Regions from separate parts of the Homo sapiens genome. Here region 2 is linked to region 1. Evidence: chromatin loops called from intact Hi-C (ENCODE). Cell type or tissue: prostate gland. All regions are shown on one strand. Each heading gives the region's core, and the rest is flanking DNA. Links, peaks and the distances in the headings are about the cores only. Region 1 overlaps NEPRO-AS1 (NEPRO antisense RNA 1). Region 2 overlaps NEPRO-AS1 (NEPRO antisense RNA 1).

Region 1 (4,391 bases), core at 207-4,206:
GATTGGAATTTACGCAGAGCCACCAAAGTGGCTAGAATTCGTCCGAGGAGCATGCAGAGGTGGGAGGAGCAAATCCCAGCTGTATGATTGTCCATGCACATGGGCCAGTTTGGGAATGGCCATGATGGAGGAGCAAGGCTATACGAAACTAGGACTGATTGACCGAATGGGAAGGATGACTAACATGTGCTGCATACTTACTCTGCCAGGCACTATTCAAAGTTGGTGAACTATATTAGCTCATTCAGTCTTTGTGGCAACCCTATAAAGTCAGTAGTACTGTTACCAGAAAGGGGTCCTGATCCAGACCCCAAAAGAGGGTACTTGGATCTCGCTGAAGAAACAATTCGGGGCGAGTACATACAGTAAAGTGAAAGCAAGTTTATTAGGAAAGTAAAGGAATAAAAGAATGGCTACTCCATAGACAGAGGAGACCTGAAGGCTGCTGGTTGCCCATTTTTATAGCTATTTCTTGATTATATGCTAAACAAGGGGTGGATTATTCATGCCTCCCCATAATTTCCTGACTACACCTTGGCATTTGTAAACTGTCATGGCTCTGGTGGGAGCGTAGCAGTGAGGACGACCAGAGGTCACTCTCATCGCCATCTTGGTTTTGGTGGGTTTTGGCAGGCTTCTTTACTGCAAGCTGTTTTATCAGCAAGATCTTTATGACCTGTATCTTGTGCAGACCTCCTATCTCATCCTGTGACACGGAATGCCTTAACTGTCTGGGAATGCAGCCCAGTAGGTCTCAGCCTCATTTTACCCAGCTCCTCTTCAAGATGGAGTTTCTCTGGTTCAAATGCCTCTGACAGTACTGTTGTTAGCCTCATTTACGATGAGGAAAAGAAGCACAGTGAGGTCAGTAACTTGTTTGAGCCCAGCAGCTAGGAAGAGTTGGAGCTTGAGTCCAGGTCCAGAGAGAGTCTGACCCCAGTAGCTGTATTCTTAATTACCTCAGTTTAGGATGAGGTGCTTAAGTTCCTCCCTCTCCCCCACCCCTGGAGGAACTTTTGCTCTGGGGTCACTGGCTCAACAATGACATAGCTTCTTGCTGCCTAGTTTATAAGAAGTACTAAAAATTGTAAACATTGTTCTAATTTAGGGATTTTATATTCACTCTTTCTCTGCCTCTTTCTTTATCTTAAAATAGGCTGGAGGAGAGAGAACAAAAAGTAAACATTTGTATGCTCCCCAAGTCAGGCCCTTGGGTATTCGGAGTCTGTAGTTGCTAGTTAATTAAATTCTGTAATTGCTCAGTTAACTGTTTGCAAGGTGTGGGAGGCTGGTGGAGGAGGAGGGCAGGTTTTCCAACAGTAAATCCTACAGGGAGGGGCAAGAGAAGAGCACCAACATCTGCTACCTGCAGACCTTGAGCTAAATGTTTTCCCATTAGTTACCTCATTTTCATCCTCTTAACCGTCCTTTGAGGTGGGTGTTATCAGCACAATTGTACAAATGAGAAAGGTTGTGTAACTTGCCTGAAGTCAGATTCTCTGTGAACAAAGGACCTGGGATCTGAACCCCAGAGTGTTGCCCTCCAAAGCTGTGCCCAAGACACTGTACAGTATCCACTGCTATGGACAAGACAAGCTTGACAGAGGACCCAACAGGCTTAGCCAGGAACACAACCCACAGCACGCAGGTGAGATGGTTCTGGCCACACCCTCCAGCTCAGGCTCAGCTCAACCCTTCCTCCTTCCTGGGAGCATGTCAGCCTTCCGTGTGGGGAGCAGCAAACTGGACAAACAAGAAGCTCTTTTCTGGGCTGTGCTCAGCCAGGGGCCTGGGGCATAACAGGATGGTTAATGCAAAGCTTGGCAAGCCTTCCCGTTTTAATTTAGGCCTCCTCCCAGGAGGGAATCCAGAGGCGGGAACATGAGAAAGGGAAAGGAAAAATAATAAGAGATAAGTGAGAAAAGAGAATATTTATAGGGCTTGGAACATCTAATGGAAACCAGCTGCCTTATTGGGGATGGGGGCCTCTTCCTTGCAGGGGATTATTAGGTTTTCTCTTGTACATACCTGTGTGTGGTGGGGGGTCCGGGCAGAGAGACAGCGACAGCAGGGACCAGCCTGGAGGCAGGGTGGAGGGCTGTGCTTACTGTACATTGGCCATCAGAAAGTGGCTATTCCCCTCCTGGCCTCACTCCACCCCCACCTCCTGCCTTCATTTTCAACTGGAGCTGATTCAAACCTGCTGCTCGTGGAAGGAGGCCATGAGTGCAGGCTCCAACAGAAAGATGATACGCGAGGGGATATGAGTGCGAGAGAGCGGGGCAATCAGAAAGAATGAGAAAATGAGACGAGGGAATGGAAAAGGTGAATAAACAGGGGATGATGAGGGAGGGAGAGAGATTGAAAGATTAAAATATTGGCCTGAGTGGGGAGCTTGGAAAGAAGGGAGTGAAGTCTAGAGTTGGAGCAAATTCAGAGCTGATCCTTCTGGGCCCTGTTCTCTCTCCCACAGACTCAGACGGTTGCAATAAAGATGTGTCTGTTTGAGATTTTCCAGGTCCCTTTCCCATAAATCTGTATTTCCTTCTTTCTCAAGGTCTTTGGACCAAAAAGTCTCATCCAAGAATTGTGTAAAGAACACTTAAAGGTGGAGGAGGCATCATAAATGGGAAAAGTGTGATAATATAGGGCTGGAATCTGGGGCACACATTTAGAAAGACAGCAGCCAAATGCAAAGGCACTTTCCAGAGGCCAATTTGTCCTGAGGCTTAAGCTCTGTGTCTTTTTATTTCTAGCTTTCTCTTAGGCTCTTGGTGAGTTGGAGAGGATATGTTCATGAATTGTGGAGTAAAGTTCTGTGTTTAATTGATATGAATTCAATGATATGTTAGGCCAGATAAAGCAAGAGAGAGCAAGAGAGAGTGAGAGAACACCATTTAAAGAGTAGGGATGATTTGCCCATCTTTTAACACAATGAGCAAGAATGTTAGGTGAGCTGAGCTGAGACATGTGAATCTACTCTTCCCTTGGTTTCTTTGGTCTTGGTTCTCAGATAGATCTCATAATATCGGTGAATTTATGTTTAAGGAAACAAGAATTTTTTTAAATAAAAAGTTGTCCTTTACATAAAAGTTCACTACTTTATCTCCTACCCAACTGAAGGAAAACACACAACAAGTTACGCTGCTTTTGTTGAAAAATGGTGTAGGGAAAGAAAAGTAATTTTTTCTTCAACTTTCAGAAGTTCTTAGATGGGAACCCTATCTAGACCCCTGTAACATAAGACAGATTAACAAGAGAAAAACAAACAGAAGTTTATTAATATGCATTATTTTATATATACATGGGAGATACCCAGGGAATAGTTCTCAAAGAACAGTAAATTTTTAAAGAAGTGGCAAGACAAAGGAAAAAGACTTTAAGTCTCTAGGGAAGGCAACTTGGAGGAAGGCAAATTAAAGGCTGGTTAGTAAAGCTTGTTTGTGTAGATTGCTCTGGAACCATCTCCAGGTTTATAAGAGTTCCAAGCTGTCTTTAGTGGTTAACCTTTGTTCTCTCTGGTAGAAGTGGGGTGATAGGGTGCAGGATACCTATTGTCTTTGTAAATCTATGTCCTGCTTTTAGGCAAATAGAGGAAGGGCAGAGAGCTTTTCTGCATCTGTTTCTTCTTAATTACCATCAGCTCAACAATCCTTCATATTTTGGGGTGGCATATTTTGGTCTCACACAATGGTATAATAATGTTCTTTAAGGACAATTTAGGGGATTTTCAAGCCATTTTAATCATTTGATCTGATTAAATGTTAAGTGCTTTTCAACGTCCCTTTTTAAATGTTAAGTGCTGCCTGTAGACTTCATTGTCCATTGAGGTTGGCCAATGTGTGAAAATGTTGACTATATTTGGACTTATGGTTGGATTAATGGACAGCTTTCTCCTGATTACCCAGTCCACTGGTACATAATAAATTAAGAAAGGTCCACAGGCCCCCTGAACTCAGGCAAAGCTCCAAGAGGGGGCAACAATAACCAGTGTGATGGAAGCCCTCTCCTTTCAACTGAGTCCCTTCCTCTTATCTGATCACATGCTGTCACTCCTATCTTTCGATTGGAAACAAGTACCTGTCTTGCTACCATATGACACCCCCCTAAGTGCTGGAGTGGCTCCTGAGCACTGTCAACATCTGACTAACAAAGACAACCTCTAGTCTCGGTAGTATCTCAAGGAGGTCTTCTTTTGTGCTTTTCTATCTTATTCAAAATGTTCGCCCTTTACATTAACGCAGCAACAACTTTACTGTGCCAGCAAGATTAGAGAAAAAGTCAAAGCAGTTCAAAGCCCATGCTGACAAAAATAGCAACATTCCCTTAGAAAAACAATAATTACTACTGTTTTAAGAACTTCGGAAAAAAAAGTGAAATGTTGAAACAAA
Region 2 (4,391 bases), core at 180-4,179, 61 kb after region 1:
GTGGGCAACAGAGTAACAGGTGTTGATGAAGGCAGCCTCAAAGAGGCTGTCCAGTGAGGCCACATGAGGTTAATATATCTAGACTGGGGGAATCCAGAAACTGTAGCACACCAGCAAGAGGAGGATAATTAAGAATGGTGATCCGGCGAGGTCAGGAGATCGAGACCACGGTGAAACCCCGTCTCTACTAAAAATCCAAAAAAAATTAGCCAGGCGCGGTGGCGGGTGCCTGTAGTCCCAGCTACTCAGGAGGCTGAGGCAGGAGAATGGCGTGAACCCGGGAGGCAGAGCTTGCAGTGAGCGGAGATCGCGCCACTGCACTCCAGCCTGGGCGACAGAGCAAGACTCCGTCTTAAAAAAAAAAAAAAAAAAATGGTGATCTGGAACAACTGAGGGACTATTTCAACCCTGAGCATTCCAATTTAAAAAGCACTTGTTGCAAATCAACCAAACGACAATAATTTACTGAGCACTGTATCAGCATTGGGCTTGAGCATGTCAGGGATGGAGAAGCATGAGGCAGTGTTCCAGCCCTCGAGGCACTTTAGTGTAGTTAGAGAGGAGATGAGCTCATCTGAACCCGGTGAGAGCATCACTTCGTGGCGTTGAAAAAGGACTTTAAGTACTGTGAAGAGTTGGCTGGAGCAGAGCCGGTTGAGAGCTGCCAGGGTGGCAAAATGGGAGTCGTCCCCTCTCCTGCCCTCTTTATATCCTCTCCGATCCTCATGGCCAAGCCACACAGCTGCACCTTCAAGAGACTGGAAATGGAGCCAAAAAGAGGGCAACTGTGATTTTCTTATCATGTGAGAGACCTAAAAGCTATACATCTCCCTGCTCAGAGAAAATATGAAGGCAATATCCATTTTCTTTCTATGCCTGGTGTGGGGTACTTTGCTTAGCAGAGCAAGCTGGATCAGGAGGAAGAGACAAGAAGATTTTTAAGAGGTGAGGAGAGGTTTGGAGTCCTTGATGAGAAGCCAATAGCCAGGAGCTGCCCCACAGCTCATTGATGTTGAGTGCATGAGCAACCCTCGGGAGCCTTCCTATTGCCATGGGAGAGTCTGTTTCTGGATTGCTGTCTCACTCCTATTCCCATTCCTGGGGTCTCCGCCTAGTTCAGAGCATGCTGCACAGATCATTCAAGCCTAGGAAGGAATCCTGGCTCTGCCATTTATTGGGAGTGTGACCTTGAGCAAGTTGCTTAAGACAACTGAGTCTCATTCCCGCTTCCAATGGGGTAATCGTTCTTGTAGAAAAAAATGCCTGGTACTAAACAATTACTTGAGGTTATTGTTATTTTCATTTATTCTTACCTTCCCCCTTATCTTCATTTCTTGATGATGGACATGATTATTTTTTCCTTTCTTTTTTTCCAGCCAGCTACAATGCTTGGTAGCAGAGATAGGTTTGGCTCAATTAATCAACTATTTTCCCAGCACAACTAGTGACTGTTATTTGATGAATACTCCCCTGATGTAGCTGAAGGGGAACAACTTACTTAGTTTTGAGATTTTCAAATGGCACTGTACATCAAGATCAATCTCTGTCTCTCTCTTTCTCTGACACACACACACACACACACACACACACACACACACACACACTGCCCCATTCACAGCTGCTGAAGCAGAATCTTGGGGAGATGAGGCCTGGAATCTGTTTCTAAAAGCTTCCACCCCTGGTTAAGAACGCTGTGCCTATTCAAACTCAGGCACCCTATGAGAATATATAACAATATTGTTTGAAAAATAGACGAATTATTTTCTATCAAGCTGCGTAAATTCAGAGCCTGTGGCTGCTTCAGTCATAGCCTTAGGAACAAATTGAAAGGGATTTGTCCAATTGGGGACTTAACATTTCAGAGAAGTCCACCACACACAAAAAATATGTTTGTTCTTTTCTATGCATTAAAACAGTCTAAAGTTCAAGCTGGGGTTTGCTTTGATCTTTTATTTTTGCTTTTTTATGGGTTGCAAATCAACATCACTCCATCATCCATCTCTGCTTTACCTGTCATCATATGACTCATGACTTTCTAAAGAGTCAAGAACCTCCTCTCCCTTCAACCTCTCTGGAGTTTCTGAGGCATCCACGGAGGAGAGGGGGAGGGGTGTATAATAGAGGAGGAGGGAATCAAGTCTAGGGGGCGAAGCTGGGGCAAGAGAGGCAGAGAGCAGTGGTGGAGGAGTGAATGTCCCATAAGTACGGGTCTGGCAGGAGGATAGAAAATCCAGCAAACCTGTGCAGGGGAAATAATTTTTCACACATTTCCAATGTCTTGCTCACTGTCCCACACTGGTAGGGGTGTGTGTGTGTGTGTGTGTGTGTGTGTGTTGGGGGAGTAGCGTGGCTGTATAGTTAGAGTTGAAAATAAAAAGGCTCCCTCTATTGACTGCTGAAAGGCTGAGATAAAGAGAACCACATGGGACTCATTGTGAGAAATGAGACCTCAGAAGCTAGCCTCCTTTTTCCCATTATTGTGCTATTCTCCTCCTTCCCCCTACCCCTCCCACCTCAAATGTCCCCCAGCCCCCACCTCGCCCCACCTTCCCTTTCCCTTGCATAACCCAAAGGCCCTCTTTTCAAGCTCTCACTGCTGAGGCCCCCTCAACTGAGCCCGAGACCTCCATTCAGAGTCACTGGTTTGGGTAAAATCCCTTATTCACCCCCTCCACACCCCCATGCCCCATCAGCTGAGCCTCAGTTCAGACCTCACAAAACAAAACAAAACCAGCCCATATAATTGATGGTGGCTGCTGGAGGACCCCCCCTTCACTTTCCCCCAAGGGGCTCCTGCCCAGGCAGCTTCTATTCTCCACCATGCCCGCCCTCCCTGCCCCCAGCTCCTGCTGGATTTGTGTAGTTAACAAGTGCGCACTGTTATTATTGGGCCCCCTATCATATTTATCCCCTTTCAGATCTGATCTGCACTTTTGTCAGAGGCAACCGACGCATCTTTTGACATTTTAGCCTTTCTGTCTGCTGGGGGGTGGTGGCAATGGTGGCCACAGGGGCAGCCCCTGCATCTCCAACAGGGCAGGCGGTGCAGAAAGAAGGAGAGAACAAAACTTGAAACAAGGGGGACTGGAGAGGAGAGAGAAAAACATTGTAACTTGTTAGCAACCCAATGGCAAGAAGGCAAGGGGAGGAGGCACTAATGAGTTTGATGACAGTTGTGTTTAATAGAATTTTATTTGCCAGTGAGGCTGCAAGGTGGCTAACTTTGCTATTACACCTCAGCTAAACTCATTTTCACATGTCCACTAGATCCTAGGGAAAAGAGAAACAGAGTAGAGAAAGAGTGAAAAAGAGTGAAACCCAGAGAGATTCAGAGAGAAACAGCGACAAAGAGATAAATCAGAGAGGAAGGAAAAAGACTCTTATATTTTGGTGTTCTTAATGAAATGCATAATTGAAAGGGGTCAATAGATTTGGCAAAGATTTCTTGTGCCTTTTTAAAAATCTAATCTTAGGAAATTCACAGAAACCTCAATCTTTAATGATTAGTAAACTTCCCAGATTCTTTCATATACATTTCCATTAAGAATTTCGTGGTGGTGGGATTGAAGTAATGTCTAGAAGTGTTGTTCCGACTAAGGACTGCAGAGAGTGCTGAAATATCAATAGAGAAAAACTTAAATAAAACACAGTGGCCGGGCGCGGTGCCTCACACCTGTAATCCCAGAACTTTGGGAGGCCGAGGAGGGTGGATTGCGTGAAGTCAGGAGTTCGGGACCAGTCTGGCCAACATAGTGAAACCCTGACTCTACTAAAAATACAAAAAAATTAGCTGGCCATAAGTGCTGAAATATCAATGGGGAAGAACTTAAGTGCTGAAATATCAATGGAGAAGAACTTAAATAAAACACAGCAGCCGGGCGTGGTGGCTCACGCCTGTAATCCCAGCACTTTGGGAGGCTGAGGCGGGTGGATTGCCTGAGGTCAGGAGTTCGAGACCAGTCTGGCCAACATGGTGAAACCCCGACTCTACTAAAAATACAAAAAAATTAGCCAGGCATGGTGGTGTGCGCCTGTAATCCCAGCTACTTCGGAGGCTGAGGTGGAGGATTTGCTTGAACCAGGGAGGTGGAGGTTGCAGTGAGCTGAGATCACGCCACTGTACTCCAGCCTGGACGACAGAGCGAGATTCTGTCTCAAAAAAAAAAAAAAAAAAGAAACACAGCTAATTAATTTTCACTTGACCTCCCAGACAGTGGCACATTTATTCCAATTATACAGATGAGGAAGGAAGTTGAACAGCACTGTGATTTGCACAAGATCCAAGGTAGAGCAAAAGATCAAGAACATCTGCCTGTTGGGCCCAGAGCCAGCTCCTCAAAAAACCACAGCCTTCTTGTTTCACTATTATATTTCTAGGAAAGAATGTATTT

Evidence for each region. Hi-C counts contacts between places; a loop is a spot of excess contacts. Peaks named below come from ENCODE experiments on the same cell type or tissue, not always from the same donor. Only the 100,000 strongest peaks of a DNase experiment are listed, where the experiment ranks them.
Region 2: a loop joins it to region 1, with 2.3 times the contacts of the local background. A loop is called at or near these places in 1 of 110 quality-filtered maps.

The regions. Positions count from the first base shown.
Region 1 is chr3:113,145,886-113,150,276 of GRCh38, reverse strand. All of the region lies in intron 1 of NEPRO-AS1 (NEPRO antisense RNA 1), which reads right to left. The region is part of intron 3 of LINC02044 (long intergenic non-protein coding RNA 2044); the gene reads left to right. Among named protein-coding and RNA genes, the nearest start is that of LINC02044, 20 kb to the left of the region's middle. In prostate gland, for the core only: no CTCF peak of the experiment used is centred there; a DNase peak (open chromatin) is centred at 1,706; H3K27ac peaks cover 1,905 bases.
Region 2 is chr3:113,084,990-113,089,380 of GRCh38, reverse strand. The region is part of intron 1 of NEPRO-AS1 (NEPRO antisense RNA 1); the gene reads right to left. The region is part of intron 1 of LOLI1 (lncRNA oncogene in liver cancer 1); the gene reads left to right. Among named protein-coding and RNA genes, the nearest start is that of LOLI1, 17 kb to the left of the region's middle. In prostate gland, for the core only: no CTCF peak of the experiment used is centred there; no DNase peak of the experiment used is centred there.